Linked DNA regions of Homo sapiens: region 1 is linked to region 2. The links are chromatin loops, found by intact Hi-C in ENCODE. Cell type or tissue: heart left ventricle. All regions are shown on one strand. Each heading gives the region's core, and the rest is flanking DNA. Links, peaks and the distances in the headings are about the cores only.

Evidence for each region. Hi-C counts contacts between places; a loop is a spot of excess contacts. Peaks named below come from ENCODE experiments on the same cell type or tissue, not always from the same donor. Only the 100,000 strongest peaks of a DNase experiment are listed, where the experiment ranks them.
Region 1: a loop joins it to region 2, with 3 times the contacts of the local background. A loop is called at or near these places in 4 of 110 quality-filtered maps.

Annotation. Positions count from the first base shown.
Region 1 is chr10:86,728,239-86,733,617 of GRCh38, forward strand. LDB3 (LIM domain binding 3) reads left to right here. Exons shown (of 14, transcript NM_007078.3): 14 at 4,649-5,379. The coding sequence ends at 4,738. Among named protein-coding and RNA genes, the nearest start is that of BMPR1A, 26 kb to the right of the region's middle. In heart left ventricle, for the core only: no CTCF peak of the experiment used is centred there; a DNase peak (open chromatin) is centred at 2,163; H3K4me3 peaks cover 333 bases; H3K27ac peaks cover 3,223 bases.
Region 2 is chr10:86,897,659-86,903,037 of GRCh38, forward strand. BMPR1A (bone morphogenetic protein receptor type 1A) reads left to right here. Exons shown (of 13, transcript NM_004329.3): 6 at 2,136-2,232; 7 at 2,369-2,468. Among named protein-coding and RNA genes, the nearest start is that of MMRN2, 57 kb to the right of the region's middle. In heart left ventricle, for the core only: a CTCF peak has its summit at 2,230 (motif pointing left); a DNase peak (open chromatin) is centred at 3,503; H3K27ac peaks cover 2,025 bases; H3K27me3 peaks cover 600 bases.

The DNA.
Region 1 (5,379 bases), core at 257-5,256, 170 kb before region 2:
AGTGGCACAGAAGGCCTGTTTTCCATGGGCAGGCTGATGAGAGGTCTGTGTCACATGCAGAGGGAATCGTGGCAAAGGTGAGTGTGGGTCTGCTTCTGCAAGCCTCGCAATTTCAGCTGAGTCACAACAGCAAAAGTCCAAGAGAGAGACCAGAAGAAGGCGTAAAGCTTGGGGTGGCTAAGGCTGATATTACAAATAAGTTCCAGAGAGTGAAGTCCAGCCTGTGAGAGGCCCATAGCACTGCCCTTTAGAGGATCAACATGGAGATCGTTAGGTCTCCCTCCAAACCAGCCTGCATGATACTCACTGCTCTGTCAACATATAGCAAAGTGGAACATGGTTCTTTTGTTTTTTTTTTTTTTTGAGACAAAGTCTTGCTCTGTCGCCAGGCTGGAGTGCAGTGGTGCGATCTTGGCTCACTGCAACCTCCACCTCCCAGGTTCAAGCAATTCTCTGCCTCAGGCTCCTGAGTAGCTGGGATTATAGGCGCCTGCCACCACACCTGGCTAATTTTTGTATTTTTAGTAGAGACGGGGTTTCACCATCTTGGCCAGGCTGGTCTTGAACTCCTGACCTCATGAGCCACCCACCTCGGCCTCCCAAAGTGCTGGGATTACAGGTGTGAGCCACCACACCCAGCCGGAACATGGTCTTAACATTAGGAAGAAATCTTTTGATTGGAAAACTTTGAGGGACTTGAGGGATTTTTTTTTTTTTGGTCCTCTTTCTATCACTTCATATTTCCAAATCACTTTTGATGAGCATGTATTTTCCTGTAACTTCCAAAAAATTAGTAAGAGAAAGATCTGGGGTAGCTCTCCCAGCTGATGTGCTGTTTTCTAACCAGTGAGATCTCAGGATAGCACATTCTTTAGACTAACTCAGTTTACCAAATATTCCTGGCATTTGGGCAGTACAAGAGTGTTCCAGAACAAGTCTCTACCCTGACGGAATCTAGAATCTTGAAAGGTGAACAAAGCAACAGATGTGAGCAATTCAAAAGTAGAACAGGACAGTATCCCTCAAGTCCAAAGCATATAAAGTGAAGGCTGGGAGCCTGAGAAGTGCACTGTGGGTCAGGGTGAAAGTTAAGCTTCTGTCTGGCGTCGACACTTGAGTTCCAATGGAAAGGGTCCGACCTTAGTGGAGGAAAAATGTCTTACCCATCCCTCTTTTGCTCTAAGTCTTGCCCTTCCCCACTGGTGTGGGTATCAGGAGGGGATGGGCAGTAATATAACTTTTGTAGGCAGACCTAGGGGCTGCTGCAGCTGGCCTAGTTTATTACCCTAACTCTGCTGGGACTTGCAGTCAGCACTGTCCATGGTCGCTACCCTTTTATAGCCAGGCCCTGATGTCACCCAGCCACAGAGCCTGGGGGTTGGACCATCCCTGTTGCCCCCTGTGCTGGGTGGGCAGAAGGCCTCCTCCACTATGAAGCCACCTTGCACCAAGAAGACACTGGGCACAACTCCTTATGAGGGTTCCCACCCTCAGCCCCATCTCACCTATGAGCCATCTTTGAGGTTCTGTCCCTTTCTCATTTGTTGGTCTTCAGTCCCTGGACACCTTCTCTCCCCAGCCTGACTCATCCCAAAGTTCTCACAAGCAACCAGCATTGTCCCAGTCCAGGTATGGTCTCCCACCCACAGCTGCAGTCATTGACAGGCTGACTCATTCCAGAGATGCCTTTCTGTCTTCCCTAAAGCCCATTCTCACCAGTTAGATCTTGGATGTCCATCTTTTTGCATAGTCTTTAAATTGTCACCAGCAGCTTGAGGCCTCCACACGAGCCTGGTTATACTCAGCATCACTGCATCCACCTGGGATGTTTTCAAACACTTTTGCAGCTCATTGGCTCCCAGAACCCAATTGGAAGCCCTGTGTGATCCTAGGTATAACGTCCCCAACTGGACCATCAGAGCCTTGCACATGGGGCTAGCGTGGTGCCCTTTTCCTCTCCAACTCTCTTGGACTGAATACATGCATATTGCCCCAAGCTCAACTCAAGGGGGTGATTTCTCTGTCTCCATGGGGGATACCTGTATGTGGGGACTCCACGTGCACTCCTCTTGATGTCAGTGTCCTGGAGATGGCTCCCAATTCTGCCCCCCAGCAGGGATCTTCACTGCCCTCTCCTAAGCTGGGACCCATGCCAGCCAATGTGATTTCCTGGCAGACTCTGACCTACTGGCATATTGCCAACCCAGGGCCCAGCTTACATACTAGTAGTCCAGCAAACTCAGAGGGCTACATCTGTACAAACCCATGAACCCAGATCAATTTCAAGTAAACACAGTCCCTTTCTTCTATGGGGTAGGGGAAAAATTAGCATAGAACTGGAGTCTTACAGACATGGACAGAGATTCCCAGCCTACAACTTACTAGGTCTGTGACTTAAGGAAGACGTATGGGCCCTCTGAGCCCCAGTTTTTTCAGCTGTGAAGTGGGAGAAAGGCTTACCTACCTTATAAGGTTTTCATGAGAATTAAATGAGCTGCTGTATATAGAGTGTCTGGCATCCTGCTTGGTCCATGGTAGTCCCCACAAATATTAATTAGTTCTCTTCTTTCTGGGATGCCTCCAGCCTCAGACTATATGTTGTCATCATGGGGATATAGAATTTCATCTCTTGGGCTGGGCGTGGTGGCTCACGCCTGTAATCCCAGCACTTTGGGAGGCCAAAGCAGGTGGATTGCTTGGGGTCAGGAGTTTGAAACCAGCCTGGCCAACATGGTGAAACCCTGTCTCTACTAAACTACAAAAAAAATTAGCTGAGTATGGTGGTGGGCGCCTGTAATCCCAGCTACTAGGGAGGCTGAGGCAGGAGAATTGCTTGAACCCGGGAGGCAGAGGTTGCAGTGAGCTGAGATCGCGCCACTGCACTCCAGCCTGGGTGACAGAGTGAGACTCCATCTCAAAAAAAAAAAAAAGAATTTCATCTCTTTTGTTTTTTTGTATATTTCTCTGCATACTTTTCCATATCTACCTTTTTTTTTTTTTTTTTGAGACGGAATCTCGCTCTGTCGCCCAGGCTTGGGTACAGTGGCATGATCTCAGCTCACTGAAACCTCCGTCTTCCGGGTTCAAGTGATTCTCCTGCCTCAGCCTCCTGAGTAGCTGGGATTACCAGTGCGCACCACCACACCCGGCTAATTTTTGTATTTTTAGTAGAGACAAGGTTTCACCATGTTGGTCAGGCTGATCTCAAACTCCTGATCTCGTGGTCCTCCTGCCTCGGCCTTCCAAAATGCTGGGATTGCAGGCGTGAGCCACCATGCCTGGCCCATCTCTCTTTTTAAATGGTGGCATTCCATTGGAAAAATACACCATGAAAATTTACTGAATCATCTTCCTATTGAGAGAAATTTTACTAGTTTTCAGTTTCTAGTTGAGCACAGGTTGTTTTGTTGTTCTGCAGAGTTGCTTCTGCAGGATAAAATTCTCTAGCGTGGCATTACTGGGTTACAGGGTAGTCACATCTCAATGGTTCTTGTTCAACATGGCCAGATTCCCTATGGAACACTGAGCTCACTCACATGTCTCTAGCAGTGCACGAGTAGGCCTTGTTCCTTTTTGGCATTGCTGATTTTTGATTGAATACTTTTTTTTTTTTTAAGCTTTTTGGCTACAGGCATATTAGGTTAAAGGTGACAGGCCATTGAGGTTTTTTTGTTTTATTTGTCTTGCTAGATTAATATGTGTCTAGTGGTATCTCAGGGCAGTTTTTCTTGTAATTTTTTTAACTAATTTTCTTTTCTTTCTTTCTTTTTCTTTTTTTTTTTTTTTGGTAGAGACAGAGGCTCACTATGTTGCCCAGGCTGGTCTCAAACACCTGGCCTCAAACGATCCTCCTGCCTTGGCCTTCCAAAGTGTAGGGATTACAGGCATCAGCTACTGCGCCTGGAGTCAGGGGAGTTTTAATTTGCTTTTTCTTTAATTATTAGTGAGTACAATCTTCTCTGATGTGTTTGTTAGTTTACTAATGATTTTCTTTAGACGTGAATCCTCTCTGTGGTATATTGACTTGTGAACTTGTATTGACTCTATTCATGCTATTTTAGATAGCATGAATTGGTCAGCTTCATAGTGTATATTTTCTCTATTCCATTAAATTTAATTAATTTCATTTGATTTTATTCTGTTCTTCAGGAATCTTAGTTTTTATATAGTCCAACTCATGTACTCTGCTTCCGTCATTAAGAATTCATAGTGGGAGAAATAGGCTGTTGCCTTTTCTCTAGAATGCATGGGGCAAGGCTGTTTGTTTGTTTGTTTGTTTGCTTTAGACAGTCTTGCTATGTTGCCCAGGCTGGAGTGCAGTGGCACAATCACAGCTCACTGCAACCTCTGTCTCCCGGGTTCAAGAGATTCTTCTGCCTCAACCTCCCGAGTAGCTGGGATTACAGGCACATGGCAACATGCCCCTGGCTAATTTTTGTATTTTTAGTAGAGATGGAGTTTCGCCATGTTGGCCAGGCTGGTCTTGGACTCCTGACCTCAAGTGATCTGCCTGCCTTGGCCTTCCAAAGTGCTGGGATTACAGGACTGAGCCACCACGCCTGGCCAGGGCGTTTTCTTAAAAAAGTGATTGAAATCTGCTCATGCCCTGTGCCACGTGGGTCTCACGCAGGTCTGTTCTCTGCTCCAGGTCTGCCATGTGAATCTGGAGGGGCAGCCGTTCTACTCCAAGAAGGACAGACCCCTGTGCAAGAAGCACGCACACACCATCAACTTGTAGGCGGCCAAGGCCGCCTGTGCTGACGAGGCCCGGAGCTGCTCCTGCTGCTGGCAACAAAGGATTCGGGAGGCTGATGTTTCTTCTGAGGGGAATGGGGAGAGAGAGGAAGCGACTGAGCCCTTTGGAAGTATAATTTTAGGTTTTTTCTTCTGTACACAGATCGTGCATTTGCATAGTTCAGACTAGGAGCCAAATGAAGACTCAAAACCAAGCTAGTTATTAATCCAAGACTGGAATTGTACTTCAGACATTTAGAGCAGAATTCCAAGAACTCAAAAGTGAAAAGCAACAAGCAGCTTTCCCAAAGCGATACACTTGCTTTGGTCACCAGAGGAGGACAGAGCTTAGAGCAGCTGTGGAGAATCTGAAGCATTCTGCGGAGTTCTTAAGCGCTCCCCTGGCAAACAAATTGAAGTGCCAAACAGCACTCGCTGCAGGGTATTTTTAGAGTCATAGCTGAGAGCTTGTTAGCTAAGACCCATTGGGCTTTCCTCACCAAAAAAGGAAGTGTTATTCCATTACTAGCGTCATGGAGCTACCTCTGCGCATCAGACTTCAGACCTTGAACAAACTTAAAACCTTCTTGGGAGCCCGGACGTCCAAAGAGATGTCTTCTGGGAGCCACTGGGCAATTGCCAGGG
Region 2 (5,379 bases), core at 107-5,106:
TGCAGTGGTGCAATCACAGCTCACTGCAGCCTCAACCTCCTGGGTTCAAGTGATCCTCCCACCTCAGCCTCCTGAGTAGCTGGGACCACAGGCGTGTACCACCACACCTGGCTGATTTAAAAATTTTTTTAGAGATGGGGTCTCACTATTTTGCCCAGCCTGATCTCAGACTCCTCCGCTCAAGCCATTCTGCCACTTCAGCTTCCCAAAGTGCTAGGATTACAGGTGTGAGCCACTGTTCCCAGTTCATCTTTTTTTAACCTGTATTTTTTAGCACACTAAAGCCTAGAGATAAATTACTTGCTCAAGTTCACAAAGTGAACAACTGGCAAAGCTAGGATTCAAACTGTTTGATTCCAAAACCCTTGTATTTTCTGTAATACTATGCTCCTTAATCTGTTGGCAGAGTCTATTTTTGGCTTCTTTTTAAAAATTATTATTTTTAGAGATAGGGTCTCACTACATTGCTCAGGCTGGACTTGAACTCCTAGGTTCAAGTGATCCTCATGCCTCAGCCTCCCAAGTAGCCACCACACCCAGTTTAAAGTCTACTTTCTTTCCCTTTTAAAGAAAAGGGACGTATATAACACATATATATATAACATATATATAAACATATATACATGTTTATATGAAATGTTTATATAAAAATATAACATTCCATTATCTATTGTAGTTTCCAACACTCCATCTTTCTAAAGTCTTTAAATTACACCTGTCTTTCAGCCATCTCTCTTACAAGGGCTTTCATCTTCCTGGGATATAATTCACCTAGGTTAGAATATAGGAACTCATAAGGAATACAAACGCATCGTAAGATCTCTTCGTACATTTGGGATGTCGTTTCCCACTTAGTAGTGTTTGAGCTACCTTCGTCATCCCTGTCAGCATCCTTCATAGAGAAGAAAAAACAAGACAGGAGTTGAAGAATTGTTCGTTTTTCTCCTTATCATCCACTGTCATGTCAGCAGTACATCTGTTGCTTGGAGAAACCCCATGCTGCCAAAGAAACCCTTTCTTGGTTTTTCTTTGCACTTTTCTCTTCTGCAAGGCCAAGCTCATTTTAGCTTTCCTGGAACCGTTTTTGGATGCTTGACACTTCTTTCATTCATCGTTAGTTATATGATTTTCATTTCCTCCTCCATGTGTTTTCTCTGAATCTGGGATTATTTCAGACTCTCCAGTTTAACCCTAACTTTTTTCTCTCTCTCCTTATGATCATTTAAAAGTAAAAATTGTTTAAAAGTTATTAATAAAACTTCATTTAAAATATAAAATATGTATTTGGACATTTCCAAATGCTCTTGACCATCTTCCCAACAGAATCTGAAGTCACAGGCTCATGTTTACCTTTTTAAAGTCATAGCTGATTATACTGAGGCTTTTCCTTAATTTCCGCTTACATTCTTGTTACTTGTGTAGTGACAAACAGTTCTTTGCTATTCACATGTTGGTCAGAATGGCAGTTCTCCCCAGGCTGCAGCATTCAACTTGTCAGATATTGTGTTGTTAATCCAATAAAACATCACATGCAAGTGCTGCTGCGCTTCCAGTGACTGTGTCCTTCTCTGTGCTAGCTTTCTGCTCTCTTAGGGACAGTCTCCTTGCTGGCTGGTGGTCTGTAATCAGCTCTCAAGAATGCTTTCTGTAGTTTGTCCTTCCCTCACCATGGATGCTCAACTTGCCTCTGCATCAGGCTCATGACTTCCGACGTGGCTGGGGTAGGCAGGGTCTGCAGCGCCTCTGCACGCTCAGCTGCCTTGCTAACCAGCCTTTTCTTTGGACTACGACACCCTCCACTTTTTAGTCTGATCTTAAATCTCATCCACATCTCAGTACCACAGTGAGATTATATGTACCAGACCAGTTTATGATTGTAATTACCTAAGTTCGGGTTTGGTGTTCTAATCTAGTGTCTAACACACCATCCACATAGATATGTTCTTAAGAAAAGCCATTTTGCAGTCTTCACTATTTCAGCACAAATTTTAATCTTTCAATAATCTGTTTTTACATATAAAATTTGCAGGCCCCTTTCACTCACTGAAATAGAAATTGTATTTTATGAATACTAAAAAGACATATCAGTTTAAAATACCAAACCATTTCTAATTTTATCATTACTCTTCTTTTAGGATTCTCCAAAAGCCCAGCTACGCCGGACAATAGAATGTTGTCGGACCAATTTATGTAACCAGTATTTGCAACCCACACTGCCCCCTGTTGTCATAGGTAGGTTAGCCGAGAAAAGTCGGAGCATGCTTCTCAAATATCTTCTCTGGTTTTACAGTAACCAGGCTACCTAGAATTGAACACGTCAGATTATTTTTTCATTTCAATTGTTTACATTGTTTACTTTTATTGTCAGGTCCGTTTTTTGATGGCAGCATTCGATGGCTGGTTTTGCTCATTTCTATGGCTGTCTGCATAATTGCTATGATCATCTTCTCCAGCTGCTTTTGTTACAAGTAAGAAGATATTTATTTTGAAGCAAAATATTTTGTCAAATATTAGATGTCAACCGCTGTTTGTAAAGCCAGTTGCAGAAACCATTAACTTGTATTCTCTGGTTGTATATCTCCTTTATGTAACTAGACTATAGTTCTCTTAAGGGAAAAGGACCTTACTACCAATTAATTAATTGGGCACAATTTCATACTTCTTGTATGTTCATGATTACTTATGATTTTCTTATTAATGGAATAGTGAGCTTTCTGGCATCTGAATGTTTTCGATCTGTCCCAAGAAACCCACTGTGTTATAATTCTTTTTTTTTTTTTTGCGTTATAATTCTTTAGAAATTTGGAGCTCCAGAATTGTTTGCATGTAGCCATGATTTCAGAAGACAGTTGCCAAAAAAGAAGAGTAATAAGAGACAGTCCCTAATGGATATAAACTTTAATAATAAAACATCATACCAACCTAGATACATTAATGAAACAAGTTAGTAAACCCATAAATAAACAAACCCAAGTACATACAGCAATTTAGCATATAATAAAGGAAACACTTCAGATTACTGAGGAAAAGACGTTCGCATACCTCCTTGTTTTTATTATAATTCCTCACCCTCAACAATGGGGTACCACAGTTGAGAAATCGTGTTTTGGGTCTTTCTAGATAATAGACTTGGAATCTTCTGTTAGGGAGGTGATGCGAAAGTCATATGATTATTCAGAGTAGGAGATGGGGTCGAGAGGAGAGCTCCACATCTGAGGTAGCCATCATCCCAAATGGCCCCCAGTGATTCTCACTGCCTGGGGTTCCTCCCCTTGGGGCCAGTCCCCTCCCATAACACATCAGGGCTGATCTGTGTGACAAATAGGATATGGCAAAAGTGACTTCCAAGTCTACGTTATAAACAGCTTTGCAGCTTTCACCATGGTCTCTGGGATCACTCACTCTGGGGGAAGCCAGGCATCATGCTATGTGGACACTCAACTCTGAGAGAGGCCCACACAGGGAGGAACTGAGGCCTCTTGCCAATACCCAGCCTGCAGCCTGTCGGCCTTGGAAGTGAGCCACCTTGGAAGTGACTGCAAGCTCCTGTCAAGCTTTCACATGAGTGCAGTCTCAGCTGACATCTGACCCTGAGCTACCCAATCAAGTCACTCCTGAATGCATGATCCACAGAAACAGTGAGATAACAATTGCTGTTTTAAGCCACTCAGTTTGGGAGTGATTTGCTAACACAGTATTGGATAATCCAGTGTCCGACTTTCTGAAAATTGACTTTCAAGCAGTCTTCTTGGTGTTATTGTCACCCTCAACTTTACTTCCAGACATAACCACAATGGCCAGTTCCGAAGTTCTTGGGGGAACTCCATAGTATAAACTGGTTGCTTCTTGGTTTTCTCAATTTCTAACCTAAGAATCAGACTTTTTGGGTGTGCAAAGTCACTGCTCATTCATCTGCTTCATGAATTCCAACAGTGTTTACTGTTATTTTATCTCCTTTTCTCCTTGCCTGTTAGATAAAGAAGTTTAAAACTCTTTATTGCTGTTTTAGTGGACTAGTAAAAGCAAGCAAGTATGCTCAATCGGTTATTTTAAGCTCAAAGTCCCTTTGTCAAATAACTGAATCTTTGCCAGTAAGACAGGTGATAATATCTCAAGGTGATTTTAATTTATATTTTCATATTAAAATACTTTTTTTATACATTGGTTTCTTTATTACACAAGGGCACTGTAATGTATATATTATTTTATTTATTTATTTATTTAGAAATAGAGTCTCACTCTGTCTCCCAGGTGGAGTGCAGTGATCTCGGCTCACTGCAATCTCTGCCTCCCAGGTTCAAGCGATACTCATGCCTCAGCCTTGCAAGTAACTGGGATTACAGGTATGCACTGCCACACCTGGCTAATTTTTGTATTTTTAGTAAAGACGGGGGTTTCACCATGTTGACCAGGCTGGTCTCAAACTCCTGACCTCAAGTGATCCACCCACCTCGCCCTCCCAAATTGCTGGAATTACAGGCGTGAGCCACCGCACCTGGCCTCTAATGTGTATAGTAAAATATTGTTGAGTATGCTTTTATTTTTCTTTTAAGAAAAGAACCATCTATATTTTTATTTAAATCATGTATTCATTTTGGGGGGCCTGTTTTTCCATTGAATTGCATAGATTTTTTTCTCTTTGATTTATAGAAGCTCTTTATATTTCAGAAATCAGCCCTTTGTAATATGAGCTACCTATACTTTTCTTTTTTTGTTTTTTTTTCATGCTGCGTTACCTCAGAGCTACCTACACTTTTCACTGTGGTGTGTCTTGAGACTGCCTGCAGTGCCTTCAGCCACATAGTAAAGAACCCTATCAGCCAGGTGTGTGCTCTCTAAGCAATGGGTAGGATGTTTCTTAAGGAAATCTGTTCAGCCCAAGAGATAAAACCTAAAAATACTGCTGTTAGGGCCCAGTGAAATGGTCCAGGCAGATTATCTTACAGTGAAGCTTGTAATCAGTAAACCCTACCCATATACTAACAGCTTGCCAATCAAGGTGTCAGGCTGTGAAGGATACTGATCTCTGAGAAACCAGAAACAAGTGAGGTGAGCCTTGTGATTGCCCACCTTCTTCTCCCTGAACAGAGTTTCGGGTTGGGCATCACAGGGGGAACCCAGGTGTAGCCAGTAGCCTGTCTCAGTTCGAAGAGTTGTGAGGAAGCTACCAAGCCTAGGGAAAGAGCACCTGAAATGATTGAGAAAACAGTGTTTGGTGCTCACACAAGGCTGGGAGTAGGATCTGTTCACACCAGCTGTGAGAGTTGAAAACCCCATAATTCATAGGTTTTGGTTGAAGGACTCAGGAGGATTTTGCCTCAGTGGTGGGGAATAATTAGCCCTAGACTAAACATGGCTCTGGTCTCACCCTAAAAGCAA